Regions from separate parts of the Homo sapiens genome. Here region 1 is linked to region 2. Evidence: chromatin loops called from intact Hi-C (ENCODE). Cell type or tissue: tibial artery. All regions are shown on one strand. Links, peaks and the distances in the headings refer to the core of each region. The heading gives the core; the rest is flanking DNA.

Region 1 (7,983 bases), core at 3,375-5,874, 330 kb after region 2:
TGGCGGCTCACGCCTGTAATCCCAGCTACTCTGGAGGCTGAGGCAGGAGAATCGCTTGAACGCGGGAGGCTGAGGTTGTAGTGAGCTGAGATCACACCATTGCACTCCAGCCCAGGTGACACAGTGCAAGACTCGGTCTCAAAAATAAAAACTGTATTTTACGCAGTGACAATTCGGTAATATAGTCCATGATTTAATGAAACAGTAGTGTGGGATTGGATTTTTGATATTTGTTTTGTTTTAAAATTCTAGAAGGAGTTAGCTTTTGCAGCCCGTTCTGATGAATTTATTGTCTTTACTGCAGGAATGTATTTTGTAATTTTTTTAGATATTACAAAGTATGAGGAAAGCTTACAAGTCTACAGAAGTGCTGTGTGTTCTCATCAGTAGATTTTAGTTGTTAAAATTAATTACTTTGAACTGAGATTGCACCACTGCACTCCAGCCTGGGTGACAGAATGAGACTCCATCTCAAAAAATAAATAATAAATAAAATAAAATTAATTACTTTGAATAGGTAATATTGCCACAGTTTAAAATTCAGAAGTCCCCTTCGTACATCAGCCTCCAGCTACTAAATTCTTCTACCTGGAATCTAATAACTGTTATTAGTTTCTCATTTATTACCTTTTAATAAAAGATGAATTTGGGTTCTGGAAATAATCTTGACATGGGAGTTTTTGAAAATAGATGTATTTTTTTTCTAGTTATTGGAAAAGTCACAGGACTGTTTTGAAGTGCTGAAAATCTAATTGTGATATTTATAGTTCAAGAAATTTAATGAATGCATTAATAGATTTTGCTATTCATTTCTACTCTGAGCTAATCTTGTAGAATAAAAACCTAGTCTCTCTAATCCCATATTTGTGGGATAAAAATCTTATCTATGACACACATATATATGTACCCACATATATATACATATATATGTATATATGTACACACGTGTGTATATATATACATGTACACACGTGTGTACATATATACATATATATGTATATATATGTACACACGTGTGTATATATATACATATATATGTGTATATATGTACACACGTGTGTATATATATACATAAATATATATATCTCCCCACCGGCAATATTTTATGTAATATTATACGTACTGAATGATTTCAATTTTTAAAAACCCTGCAATTCCATAAATACGTGTATATATATACATATATATGTGTGTATATATACGTGTATATATATACACGTGTGTGTGTATACGTGTATATATATACACGTGTGTGTATACGTGTATATATATACACGTGTGTGTATACGTGTATATATATACACGTGTGTGTATACGTGTATATATATACACGTGTGTGTATACGTGTATATATATACACGTGTGTGTATACGTGTATATATATACACGTGTGTGTATACGTGTGTGTATACGTGTGTATATACGTACGTGTGTGTATACGTGTGTATATACGTACGTGTGTGTATACGTGTGTATATACGTGTGTATACGTGTGTATATACGTATATATGTGTGTATACGTGTGTATATATACGTGTATATACTTTTTTCTCGACACTGTACTGATGAGGAATGAGCTGTATATTTATAATATGCAGCAGCCAGGAGACACTCCTTGCTGTTCTAGTCAGGAATGCTAGTTATACTTTCTGTGGCATTGTTCTAGCATGTGATATTTTAACTTCATGGATCCTGTGCAGTCTTAATAGAGGAGTTCTGCACAAGAAACATGATTTTTCCTGTTTTAGGAAGTAAGTACTGTGGGGTACTACTCTGTCATCTGGTGGCTAACCCTTCCAAATGTATCCCATGAGAGGAGACAGTGCCACTCAACCTTTTGGAGGCAGGAAGTATGGGAGCTGTAAAAAGAGCCTATTTTCTTAAAGCTTGGAACTTACTTGAGGGATAGAAACAGAGTAGTGTTGCTATTAGTGTTAAAGTTGTGCTGATGAGGCCTAAGAGCTCTGCTGATAAGGCCTAAGAGCTCTTATCCTGCTTTTCTCCCTTTACTGGAAATTCTGACAAACCCAAGAGAAGGCCAACCAGCTTGGAGACCTACTAGGTAAGGCAGGAACCACAAGTAGTTCCTGATCTGTTAGTGAGAACCCCTAGTTTGAGTATTTTCTCAAGTCCCCCCGCCCCCCACCGTTTGTTTTAACTTTGAAAATAACCAGTTTACAGTAATGAGCTATTTCAACATGAGGTCTTTTATTGTCCCCCTATTTATCCCTGATATTAAAGTTACTCTTATTTTGTTTCTGTCTTGTCCCACTTATCTTTGAAGTATTACTCTGTTTTAGACCTTCCAATTCACTGATTTATCAGACCTTTGAAATATATTCTTATCTTCCACAGAATTATAGTATGTGACTTTGTTGGCAAAGTATTCCCCAAATTGTAGTTGCTACCCTGTGAAAATAAAATTATGAAGATACACTATAAGGAATGAGACAGTATGATGTAAAGAGCTCAGAGTTAAAGCTAGCTAGATATGGGTTCTAATCCTGACTACACATCTGATTAGTTATTTAACATTTGGTGAGCAATGTTACCTCTCTGAGCCTTACTTTGTGATCTTTCAAGTGGGAATCACACCTGCCTTATAGAACATTTGTAAGGATGAGAGATAGTAAAGTTCCTAGCACATGATAGATATTTAATAAATGATAGGTCTTTTAAATATAAAAAGTAAGGGATTGTATCAGCTGTATATAAAATTAAACCCAAGAGATAAAATTCAATCTGTATGACTTGTTACAACCTCAGAGAAACTGATTTGTTGAAGCTTATACCAATTCTTTTTTTTTTTTTTTTTTTTGAGACGGAGTCTTGCTCTGTCGCCCAGGCTGGAGTACAGTGGCGCGATTTCGGCTCACCGCAAGCTCCGCCTCCCGGGTTCACACCATTCTCCTGCCTCAGCCTCCTGAGTAGCTGGGACTACAGGTGCCCACCACCACGCCCGGCTAATTTTTTGTATTTTTAGTAGAGACCGGGTTTCACCATGTTAGCCAGGATGGTCTCGATCTCCTGACCTCGTGATCCGCCCGCCTCGGCCTCCCAAAGTGCTGGGATTACAGGCATGAGCCACCGTGCCTGGCCCCCTTATACCAATTCTGTAAGAGATTTTATTACTTTTTTTTTTTAATAAATGAAGAAGTAGAGGCTCAGCTATACAACAATGAAGATGCATAGTAAGTAGCAAAAAAATTTCAAAATTGATTTATATCACCTAATCTTTCTATAAACAAGGAAAGATACCAAAATACATTTGGCAGAATGTTTGTATAACTTTCAGGGGATGCAATAACCTGCCCCTTGAAGCAGATCTGTCCCCTGTTCTATACCATCTGTCCTATTGGAGATGGCTGCACTAGTCTGATGCTATTGATTGTTGACTTATCTGGTTTCACATTTTTCAAGTAATCTTCTGATTATAATTTTACCTCTCATGTAGATTTGTCTCAAGATGAGACTCTACTGATTGACCAGCATGTTTTTCCAGTGTGTTGATGAGATCATTAAGCACTCATTATACAAAGAAGGGTAGATTTCCCCTGAATTACTCATAAGTTATGAATAAAGGGTATTAACTGATTTTAGCTCATGGTTGTAGGCTGGACTATTTCAGAAGGAGAAAAATGTGCGTTAAATTAGTTTTAGATTTCAGTGGTAATTTTGACTGGTTTGTGGACTAAATATTCTTTTCTCACCATGGTTTGGTGTGTTTCTTATATGTGTAGCTTGGAGTTTTTATATATGTTTGGTTAGCATAAAAAATGTGCTTAAACTTAATCCTTAGAAAATAGAGAAATGAAACCAACTAACTTCCTTTACATGATTTATTTCAGTTGAAGGCAAATATCAAAAATGTTTATTTTCCTTTGAAAATGAATGCATTAATTGCATTTAAAACGTTTTTTAAACACCCCGAATAAGATAGCATGTTAAAGCAAGTGTGAGTTCAGTATGTTAATTGCTTGCTCTCCCAGTTTCTAAAAACCCCGTTGTTAAATGTTTTGTTCTTTTTAACAAATGAAGATCATGGGGCTATGTTCAAAAAGGGGAGAAAATTGTTTTCTTCCATGTGGTGACTAAACCTTAAAAAACATTAAGGAATATTTTCACATCTCATGAGAGAAGAGGTGTCATTCATCCTTTTTTTTGTGTGAAGAGAGCTTTTGTATTTTCTCATACTTAGAGATTATTTGAAGGCTAGAAATGGAGTAAGAATATGTACTTTTAGTTATTTTTCTGATAATAGTGATAATCTCATTTTTACTCTTTTTTCCTAGTGAACAACACTCCTTTTCCAGATGGTTGAGTTGAATTGTGGCAAAATCTTTGTTGGAAATTTTTCTTTTTTCTTTTCCTTTTTTTTTTTTTTTTTTTTGGTTTAAGACACAGTCTCACTCTGTCACCCAGGCTGGAGTGCAATGGTGTGATCTTGGCTCACTGCAACCTCTGCCTCCTGAGTTCAAGTGATTCTCCTGCCTCAGCCTCCTGAGTAGCTGGGATTATAGGTGCACACCACCATGCCTGGCTGATTTTTGTATTTTCAGTAGAGACGGGGTTTCCCCACGTTGGCCAAGCTGATCTCAAACTCATGATGTAAAGTGATCTGCCCGCCTAAGCCTCCCAAAATGCTGGGATTACAGGCGTGAGCCACCTCACCCGACCAGAAGTTTTTCTTTAGTGTGAAATTAACTGGCCACTGTGTGGGTTTAACCTTTGATATTGGTGTCTGTGTTACTGTAGTGTAACCAACTGACTTGAATCAGTTTAGCCTTTGCTGATTTGCCAACTCTACTTGGGTTTAGATACAATAATTCTTTTTTATATCCAAGCATTGATTTTTCTATCTTCCATTCATAGTATATTAACATACTGTATATAAGAACATGTGGCTTTATGAGATTCTAACACTTAGTAGGAAAGGGGATGGGGAAGAGGAAGAGCATGTAACTATTTTTTATTCCCTTGTTATATATTGAGATGGACAACTTTGGTATGTATGTTACTAGTTATTGTTTCTTCCCACATAATTGGTCATAACTTTTTGAAAAAAGAAAAAAACAAGCTTTAAAGGGAATTAGAAGTGAATAAAATTTAACAAATGAAAAGTAGGAGTCTTTCCAGACTTCTATCATAGTAAAGAAGAAATATCAAAGAAGATTTGTTGAGAGAAATAGAAGTTGGAGTAAGGCACTATATTTTGAAAGCTAGTATTTTTAGCAAAGTGTTCTTATGGTAAAGGAAATTATAGACTCACTCACTTTATTTCATATAAGGTCAGCAATACATAAAAGTAGCCACTATACTACTTCACACTTACATATGAATGACTGATGTCTTCATTAATTCTCTGAAAGACATTTGCATTTTTAAGAGACTGATTATGATAACTTGTCAAATTTTGGTATTTTAGGCCAAGTAAAAGAGGGAAGCGAAATTAAACAATTGGGCGGGGCATAGTGGCTCATGCCTGTAATCCTAGCACTTTTTGGGAGGCTGGGTGGGGTGGATCGCTTGAGCCCAGGAGTTTGAGACCTGCCTGGGCAACATGGCGAAACCCCGTCTCTACAGAAAATACAAAGTTAGCTGTGGGGTGGTGGCCCATGCCTGTAGTCCCAGCTACTCAGGAGGTTGAGGTGAGAGGATCATCTGAGCCAGGGAGGTCAAGGCTAGAGTGAACTGTGATTGAGCCACTGCACTCCAGCCTGGGTGACAGAGTTTTAAGACCTTGTCTCAAAAAAAAAAAAAAGAAAAGAAACAATTTGGAGAAAGATCTTTCGGGTAGGAGTGATTCTTCAGAGGCAAATAAAGTATTGGGGGAGGGGGAGAGTAAAGGATTCCTGCAAGAATCACTTAACATTACGTGTTTATTTCTTTTCCTGATCTTTTTCTGACTTTTAAATTTTTCTCTTAAAGTTTCACTTTTTAGAAAATACTCAAAAGACTAATTTTGGGGTGAGGATTGTGAGGGAGAGAAGTAGAGTATGTATGAATCATTTGTGTTAGCAATAGTTGTTTGAATTAGAAACAGTCTATAGTTTTTAAAATATAAATGGGCTATATACATTTAAAACTATATAGTTATGGCTGGGCATGGTGGCTCATGCCTGCAATCCCAGCACTTTGGGAGGCTGAGGCGAGTGGATCACGAGGTCAGGAGTTCGAGACCAGCCTGGCCAACATGGTGAAACCCTGTCTCTACTAAAAATACAGAAATTGGCTAGCTGGGTATGGTGGCAGATGCCTGTAATCCCAGCTACTCGGGAGGCTGAGGCAGGAGAATCGCCTGAAACCAGAAGGCAGAGGTTGCAGTGAGCCCAGATCATGCCACTGCACTCCAGCCTGGGTGAAAGAGTGAAATTCTGTCTCAAAAAAAAACAACAACATAAACTATATAGTTATTTAAATTGTGGAAATAATTTCTGCTAATCTTGTAATTGAAATATGTAAGTGCACAAATCATCCGTGTACAGCTTGATTACTTTTCCTGAAGTAAACACATCTGTGTAACCAAAAATACCTACAGCAAGGAATAAAGCACTACTAGTATCCCAGAAGTGTCCCCCTTGAAGGGCCTTCCTAGTCACTGTTCCCAACCCCATCTTTCTGATTGCTTGGATTACTTGTGCCTGTTTCTTAACTTTATGTAAATGTAACCCCCCAGTATGTACTCCTATGTGTCTGACAGAATTCTCCCTTAATATTTGTTGTGAGCTTCATCCATATTGCTGCTTGTAGCATTAGTTTTTTCATTGTTCATTCTTGTTGCTGTTTAGTATTACATTGTATGAATATACTACAGTTTATCCATTCTACAGTTGATGGACATAGGATTGTTTTTGTGTTTGGATGTCAGGAGTAGTGCTACTGTGAGCATTCCTTTTTATTTTTCTGCATTTTTTTCTTTGCATATGTGAGCATTCTTACACATTTGCCACATTCCGTGTGAGTTTTATACCTCAGCATATATCATTGCTGATATTTTCTCAAAGACAAAATTTCCATTTACTTTGCAAGAAATGGAAACTAAAACAGCTTTAAGGTGTGTGAATATGGCATCTCATAATTATGTTACTAAAATAATTGGAAATTATTTTATTTTAAATATTGGTGTTTTTCTTGAGTCTCTTGGTATCCTTTAACAGTTCAGTCTTGAGGCTTACAGTGTTAACCTTTTCCACAAAAAACAGAGGAGGAGACTGCTGTGTTCTTTCCCATTTTCACATTTTCATTTTTTTGCAGATAGCCACAGTTGTTATTAAAATATGTTGGGTTATCATAAACATTGTTTTTGTGCTAAAATTTTTTATCCACAGATTTGATTGATTTAAACTTTGGACACACAAACATTTAATAGTTCTTTTAATTTTAAGTTTTTGCAAGTATACTGTCTAAAAATCTAAGGAACTTTTTTCCCACTAGTCAGAAAGTTTATTCACTAACTTAATATCACTTTGATTTCCCCTCAAAGATTGTAGGTTGGGTTGCTTTGAGGAGTGGAAGACATCTTTTTTGTATTTAAGAATTTTAAAAAAATACTGTGGACTTTAATATGTGATTCTGGGCCTTCATTCCAAAAACTTGCTTCCTTTTGCTGCTGAAGTGGTGATAAGTAATTTTGTTTCTCCACTTAAGTTTGGAACCTGTTTCTTACTCCTTTAAAGTTTATCTCTTTAACTCTTATGAAAATATTTTGCTATTATTTGGACAGTTATTTCATTTCTAGTTTTCTGCATATTCTTGACTACCCTTTATTGTCTTACAATAAGCTTATTTTAAAATTGTGAAACTTTCACAGAAAAATGGGGGCATATTTTGCTTTTAGAGATGTTTTTCTGGTCCTTGACTGGACCTTTCCGTTCCTGGTGTATAGGAGGAAGGTGAAAAAGTGCCTCTGCCCAGCATCCTTGATAAGTTCTTCAAGTGAAAGCTTGTACTAAAGTGCTAGTGGCACATAAACTTGTATTCCTC
Region 2 (7,983 bases), core at 2,934-5,433:
ACTCACACAAAATGATGTTTGTTGAAGATCTGTCAAAACCTTCTACGTGCTTCTAAGATATAGACAGAAAGATGAGGAGGTAAGTAGGTAAATATAGGTAGAATGATAGATTGGCAGACAAAAATGAGAATCTTACTCTATATGCTATTTCAAAATAAGGTATAATAACTTTAGTTATACTTGCATTTAAGAAAGTCAAAGAAAATTGAAGTGAAACTGTAAGAATTACTGAACTTTAGAAAAATGCTTCTTCAGTATGGAAGTTCCAAGATATTTTTCAAAAAAATTATTTAAAAAACTAGGAATCATTTAAAAAAACTTTTAAAATTCAATTTTTAACTGTATTTATTGACCCAATGTGATGCAAGATGAAAAAATCAGCATATTCACCATTGTACCATACTCTCAATTTTATCACCTTTCGTCTGTAATCATAATTCTCATTTAATCTTAGTTTTATATTTAAGTAAATTAAATTTTCTTTATTAATACTTCCCTAATGGCTTCTATAGTCCCTATTTCTATATTATTTTGATTTGACTTTTTTTGGCTGAGTTTCATCATTTAATTTTCCTCCCAAATTTGAGAAGGCCTGTCCCTTAAATATATATATATATATATATTATATATATATATATATTTAGATGATATATATATATGATCTAAATGGCAGCCACTGTCATAATTATTGTATTTAATTTGGCTGATTATAAGGAGGCTTCCAACACTTACATACAGAGTTTAACAAGTTGGAAGTTTATTTACTCCTCACATAGAAGAAGTCCAGAACTGGCCTGATGCTTCCATGAATTCATCACAGACCTACAGCCCTTTCAGTTCACCGCTCCACCATTTCTTACAGAATGGTCCTTGTCCTTGTAGTCCAGAAGGCTGCTTGAGTACCAGCCGTCAGGCAGCAGGATAAAGGAAAAATAAATGGGCCTACCCCTTTATTAAGGAAACATCTCTGAAGTGACACACAAGATTTCTGCTTGTATGTTATTGGTTAAAAATTACATGGTTATGGAATATGTGATCTTTTTGCTGATGGCAATTTTCTAGTTAAAATCTTGGTTCTTTTTTAAGGAGTTTTTTTTTAAGGAGTTGAAGCTCCTTTGTATACTTTCTCTATCATTTATATATATTTTTTGTTTCATTCTGTCTGTCTAGCCTTTCCCTCATGTCTTAACCTGCTTTCTATCATACTTTCCTATTTTTGGTTGTTGCTAATGTAGCATTCATTTATAAGATGTTTTCATTTTTTCTTTAATTTATTCCTGTACCAATTTGCTTTATCTTCTTATGTTGTATTTTTAAAATCCCTGTAATATTCTTTAGGATCCATTTTTAGAGCAATGATTTATATCTAATACATTTTATTCCCCTGATCATTTATGTGTTTGTTTATTTGGTCAGTTACTTTTAAATAATGTAATAAACACTTGAAAATCCAAGATGAAAACTAGGTCCTTGTATCTTGTATACGGTAATCTGTATCTAATGGCACAGCTCCCTCATTGCATCCCAGTGTCTCTCCACATTAAAAAAAAAAAAGCATTATCTTAACTCCTGTGTTCATCATTCCTTTGTTTCTTAAATATTATGATATTATATCAACACATATTCCTTAAAATTATATATGTACACACACATATATATATCTTCTTAATGTTGGCTATTTCTAACTTTATAAAAAGGATACCATTCTGTATGTAAGAAACTTTTTAATTTCTGTTATATTGCAGATATCCATATTGCTGTATGGTAGTTCACCTGTTTTGGCTGCTGTATACTATTTTATAGCATGATTATACCATAGTTTATTATCTACTTTCCTGTTCATGGGCAGTGTGAATTATTTCCCATTATTGGTTATTGCTATTGTTTTTGTTTGTTTGTTTTTTGAGACAGCCTTGCTCTGTTGCCCAGGCTGGAGGGCAGTGGTGCAATCTCAGCTCACTGCAACCTCCACCTGCTAGGTTCAAGCGATTCTCCTGCCTCAGCCTCCTTAGTAGTTTGGATTACAGGTGCACACCATGATGCCCAGCTAACTTTTGTAATTTTGGTAGAGACAGGTTTTCACTATGTTGACCAGGCTGGTCTTGAACTCCTGGGCTCAAGCGATCCTCCTGCCTCAGCCTCCCAAAGTGCTGGGATTACAGGCATGAGCCACCATGCCTGGCCTGTTATTGCTATTGTGAATAATGTTACAATAAACCTTCTTCCATACATATCTTGTTGTACGGGTCCGAGAATTTCCTTGGGGTTTATGCCTTGGAGTGGAATCGTTGAAGTATAGAATATGTCCAAAACAGAACTTATTGTGTTACCCTCAAAACATGACTTCTTTCTACTTCTCTGTTTCTGTAACACCCCAATCACCAATCCTTTGACTCCCAGCCTCCCTTGTTGCCTATATCCAATTGATTGCTGAGCCTGAGAAGCTTTTGCTTTCCCATTATATCACCCATCTCTCCTGTTCAAGCTTCATTAATTCTCTCCCCTGTGCTTCCTATTCTTTCTAAATATCGTCGTTAATAATTTCAATCACATGCTTTTCTTGTTCAACTTCTTTCTGTGGCTGCCTATTGACTATGAGTTTAAGTAAACTCCATAATCCAACATTCAAAGCTCTCAACAGAGAAGGTGAGAGTTGGAAGGGACCTTAGAGATCATCTTGTCAGATACACTTACCTACAAATGAGGAAACTGAGGCGCAGATAGGGAAAAGGATTTTATCAAAGTCACAAGGTGATCTGTTTGAACAATTTTATGAGTTCTGCAAGCATTCCAGGAAGAAAGCGAAGAGATGCTTGTGATATTCCGTCTTGAATTAAGGACAGAGGAGTGGAACAGTTGTAGTTGGGACAATTAGCATGATTATATCACAGTGAGAAAAAATATTGAGACTATTGGACTGGTAGAAATGAACCATTAGAAAAATGGACTCTTTTGTTACTATGTTGAGTGTAACAATTGTTGCACTACATTAGGATGTAAGTGTTGTTTGGGACTGAAAGAGTAGAGCTGTGCTCTTTAGTCATTGTGCATGAGAGTCATGTTTTTAAAAGAAGAAACTAGAAAGAGGTGGTGGAGGTGCCCTAGATGAGTGGTATGGGTAGTAGGGTTAAAATTGAAATGTCTCTCTGTCTCTCTCTCCCTGTCCCTAACCCATTTTTTTTTTTTTTTGAGATGGAGTCTCACTGTGTCGCAAGGCTAGAGTGCAGTGGCGTGATCACTGCAACCTCCACCTCCCAGGTTCAAGCGATTCTCCTGCCTCAGCCTCCCGAGTAGCTGGGACTACAGGCATGCACCAGCATGCCCAGCTAATTTTTGTATTTTTGGTAGAGATTGGGTTTCACCACATTGGCCAGAATGGTCTTGATCTCTTGACCTTGTGATCCACCCGCCTCGGCCTCCCAAAGTGCTGGGATTACAGGCGTGAGCCACCACAGCTGGCCAAACCCACTCTTTTCTCAACCACAGGTCAGTTTTGTCAGTCTTGCTTGTGAAATAGTAATGAATAGTATTTACTGAATGCTTTCTGAATGCTAACTGCTATACCTGGATTACCTCATTCAATCCTCACATCAGCTTTATAACTATCCTCGTTTTATAGATGTGCCACATTGGGCAAATAGAGAGTGTAGGACATATGGCCAAAAAGGGAATAGTGGGTCATAAAATGTCACACTTCAGCCTGACACAATTTGGAGAATAGGAAACAAGACCCTGAGTATGCCTAAAATTTTTGCTGTCATTATTTGAGGATAGACTATAGACACTGTAGATGCCTTGTAAAATAGGACAAGTCCTGAGAACCTTGGGATTGAGTTCATGTTAGAAGGACTCAAAATTTATATTAGAGGAGTCTGTCTTTATTTTGTTTTTCTTTGCATTTGTTTCTCTTTTGGCCTCCCTTAGTGTCCAATAAAGCCTGTCTGTTTTGTGGGAAGGTGGTCCAAGGGAAGGCCTTTTGTGTTTGTTTACCTTGAGCCAGAGTGTTTAAGAGGCACCAGCATGCTCATGGAGGGAGAGGACATCTACAGATGAAAGGTGGAAGTCATGGAGATAGCCATCCTAGTACTACAAGAGCTTCCTTCTCTCTCTCTCCTGGAGTGTTCCCTTTCTGTGCAAAAACCTGGAATTCCACACAAGTTCCAACCAGAAAGAACAATGTTGGCTCTTCCAACTGGAATGGTTCATGATACAAAGCAAGTAGGGAAGGTTGTAAGAAAAGATGAAAGCAAAAAATTTTCCCCTTTAATTAAAAAAAAAAAAAATTTTGAGAGAGGATCTAGCATTGTTGCCCAGGTTGGAGTGCCCTGGGGTAATCTCGGCTCACTACAACCTCGACCTCCCAGGCTCAAGCAGTCCTCCTACCTCAGCCTCCAGAGTAGCTGGGACTATAGGCATGTGCCACTATGACCAGCTAATTTTTATATTTTTTTAGAGATGGGGTTTTGCTATGTTGTCCAGGCTGGTCTCGAACTCCTGGGCTCAAGCAATCCACCTGCCTCTGCCTCCCCAGGTTTTAGGATTACAGGCATGAGTCACTGAACTCTGCCTCCTCTTTAAACTGTCAATTAGTTGAAATTAGTAAGTATTGTGAGTCATGATGTGCTAATACAATGGTAGATATGATCCTTGACCTTAAAGTTAAACATCAAAGTTGAAAAGGTAAATATGTACATGAGCAGAATAGAAAACAAGTTAAAAATACATACAAAGCCTGTCATAAGACAACACGCCAAATGATGGGAGCAGATAGCAAATAGGTGATGCAAATATAGCAGGGAGGAAGAGCTCCCTGGCTCTGTAATCTTCCATTATGAGGGAGGAAGGACTTGAGCTAGGTGTTTAAAGAATTGTAACTGTTGGGTAAGTGGAAAGGAAGGAAAAATGACAGAAGCAGAGATGAGGATCAGGAAACATATAAGATATTTTGTAAAAGCAGTGATCGGATCTCTCTGGCTTGAACTATGAGTTCCTTTAGGAGACTAGTAGGCAATAAGACCTAACGGTGAAGGGCTTTGAATGCTAGGGTAAGGAATCTGACTTTACCCTGAAGACATGAGCACTCTTAAAGATTTTTTTTTTTTTAAATAGCAATGAGGTTTAATTTATTTTTATTTTCTTAGAGACAGAATGTCACTAAGTTGTCCAGGCTGGAGTGCAGTGGCTATTAACAGGCATGATCATTGCACACTACAGCCTCGAACTCCTGGGCTCAAGTGATTTTTCCTGCCTCAGCCTCCCAAGTAGCTGGGACTACCAGCATGTGCTACCACACCTGACATGTAAAGACGTCTGAGGCAGGAAGTTAAATAATGAAAGTTACTTTTATCTATTCTTTTCTTTTTTTTCTTTTTGAGATGGAGTCTCTCTTTGTCGCCCAGGCTGGAGTGCAGTGGAGCAATCTTGGCTACTGCAACCTCCGCCTCCCAGGTTCCAGCGATTCTCCCGACTCAACCTCCCAAGTAGCTGGGATTACAGGCACCTGCCACCATTCCCAGTTAATTTTTTTTGTATGTTTTCAGTAGAGACGGGGTTTCACCATGTTGGTCAGGGTGGTCTCAAACTTCTGACCTCAGGCGATCCACCTGCCTCGGCCTCCCAAAGTGCTGGGATTACAGGCATGTGCCACTGCGCCTAGCTGAAAGTTACTTTTTAAGATGACTGGTCAGGAGGGAGGTGTGTTAAGGAATTGTGGTAGAAAAACCTCAACATTTCAACAGCAAATGAGTTTTGAGACTTTTAATGTGTCAAATGTTTAGAAAATTCTGGATTCTTTTTTCTTATGCTAACTGCTGACTTGTGTTAGGGAGAAAGGAGAAAAAAGATCAGGTAGAATTTTATCTAAAGCAGAAGACAGCTACTTTGCTAGCATTTACCCACATTGCTGACATTTTGGGGACAACCAGGGCAGGGGCCACTTCCCCAGGAAAAGTAAAACACAGTTTTCAATACACAGATTGAATACAGGACCTTCAGAATTGGGGAAAAGTAAAGTCCTCAAAAGCCAGAGTGCTGTTCGTTCCTCTTTTAAAATAAATTTCTGTTTCTTTTTTAAAAAGAGAAACTGGTTTAAAATGTCTCATTGTAGTTATATGACCAGGACATTTCATATATAGAGAACTGGTTCTCTTTTCTTAGCTAGAAGTTTCTATAGGCCCAACATGCACCAAGATTCCCTTTGGAAATTAAACACCTCAGATGGGGGCCTCAGCTGCTAAGGACACATGCTATTTGCTCTCAGGAATGGAAGTGTTGCCAAGATCACTAATGGTGATTGCTTGTCAATAATCCCGGGAATGCTCCCTTACCAAGCAGATCTAAAGGGGCCAAATACCTACTCTAGGCCATCAAAGTCAGGTGGAGGACTGATGTAGAACAAACTTCTGCTTGCTAAATTGAAAGCAAGAAGACCCCACTGGGCAAGGTTTGGGATCAGGGTGGAGGTTTCTGGAATAAGGGACATAGAGAGGAGTTCAGGACCATACTCAGGTCTACATACCTAGTCAAGTGCTTTCTTCACTACACCAAGCTGCATATGTACCTACTATTAGGTTTAGAACCTTCTGCCACTCCCTTGCTCCCTCTTTAGCCACCTATAATTGTTTAGTTGAGTGAGAAGTTTTGAGCATAGTTCAATTCGGATCACATGCTGCCTTGGCAATGTGTGATCTGGGGCAGACTTTGCCTCAGAATCAGATTTATATATCACAGGACTCTGATTGCTTAACCTGACATATCCTTGATCTGTCCTAACCTCTGACAGTTGTTATCCATTAACCTACCTGCCCTCTTTTTCTGACATCTGATAACAGGGCCTGTACTTGTATTGGCCTGATACTGTCCAAATATTTGTACCATTGGTGTTCATTGCTCTGAATTAAATTTGCAACAATATGGTGATCCACTTTTTATGTGGTTTCAGGTTAGCTGTTTTCACAGACAAGTCACTCTAGGCAGAAACTGCTATCTAACTTGACATATGAATTTCATATAGCAACCAGCTTATGAGGCCCCATAGGGTGTGGTTCCCTTTGGTTAACAGTATTGACCTGGGAAGCTGGGATCTAGAGGCCAGAACAAATCAATGGGGGGAAGACTCACTGGAGAGCTGATAAAGTTGCAGCTGCTAGCAGTGAATCCAGTCCTGCAAAGGCATCCCAAAAATATGGCCACACAATGCTGGTTGTTGGAGGTACATGCATGTACTTCATGATTGGTGGGAATCGGAGGCCTTCAGAAATTTAGGCAGGGTGGTAGGCAGCTCAGGGAAGTCTGAGACTGGGTAGCAGGGGCCCAGCCACGTGATTCAGTTCAGGGCTGGGTATTGGTGATGGCAATCATGCTTGGAAAGCGAAGGAAGAACCAGGGATCTGGAATTTCCCCAACCAGTGGCTTGCTTACTGACTCTCCTTTAAAACATTCTTCAATTCTTTTGCCTCTGGGGACATCACTAGTTTACCTCCTCCAAACCTGCTCCTCTATCATCTCTGTACTTTGCTATCAACACAAACCTTAGGGCTCTGGTTTTACATTTAGCTCACCCCTTGGAACTGACCATTGAATTATTTTTCCTTCCCAGGATGTCCAGCTCAAAGGTAAGGAAGGAGCTGTTGGCCAGCTTTGTGCATGCTTAGGGCCATCCTGCTTCCAGATACCTTGACCTGGGACCCCTATATACCTGGAAGAAGAGATTGGATGTGATGGAACTAAGTAGTTTACTGAGACAAAAATGAGGTAATAGGGATAGGAACCTAATTATTAGAACTAAGGTACTAGGACTGGTAGACTTGGTTTGAAAACAAGATAAAATTCTATCTGTTGGAACTAGGGCAGCAGATCTCAAAAATGTTCCTCAAATTTTTTCTCCCTAAGGTTACTAAACTTCAGTAAGCTTCAGAACCAGTGCTTACACAAATTCTGCCTCAGTAGGTCTGGGGAAGGGATTGCAGTCTAGAAATCTTACAT

What was found. Peaks named below come from ENCODE experiments on the same cell type or tissue, not always from the same donor. Only the 100,000 strongest peaks of a DNase experiment are listed, where the experiment ranks them.
Region 1: a loop joins it to region 2, with 7 times the contacts of the local background. A loop is called at or near these places in 3 of 110 quality-filtered maps.

The regions. Positions count from the first base shown.
Region 1 is chr2:47,894,109-47,902,091 of GRCh38, reverse strand. The region is part of intron 1 of FBXO11 (F-box protein 11); the gene reads left to right. Among named protein-coding and RNA genes, the nearest start is that of FBXO11, 8.4 kb to the left of the region's middle. RefSeq lists a silencer at 1-133. In tibial artery, for the core only: no CTCF peak of the experiment used is centred there; no DNase peak of the experiment used is centred there.
Region 2 is chr2:48,218,795-48,226,777 of GRCh38, reverse strand. No RefSeq gene overlaps it. Among named protein-coding and RNA genes, the nearest start is that of FOXN2, 92 kb to the left of the region's middle. In tibial artery, for the core only: no CTCF peak of the experiment used is centred there; no DNase peak of the experiment used is centred there.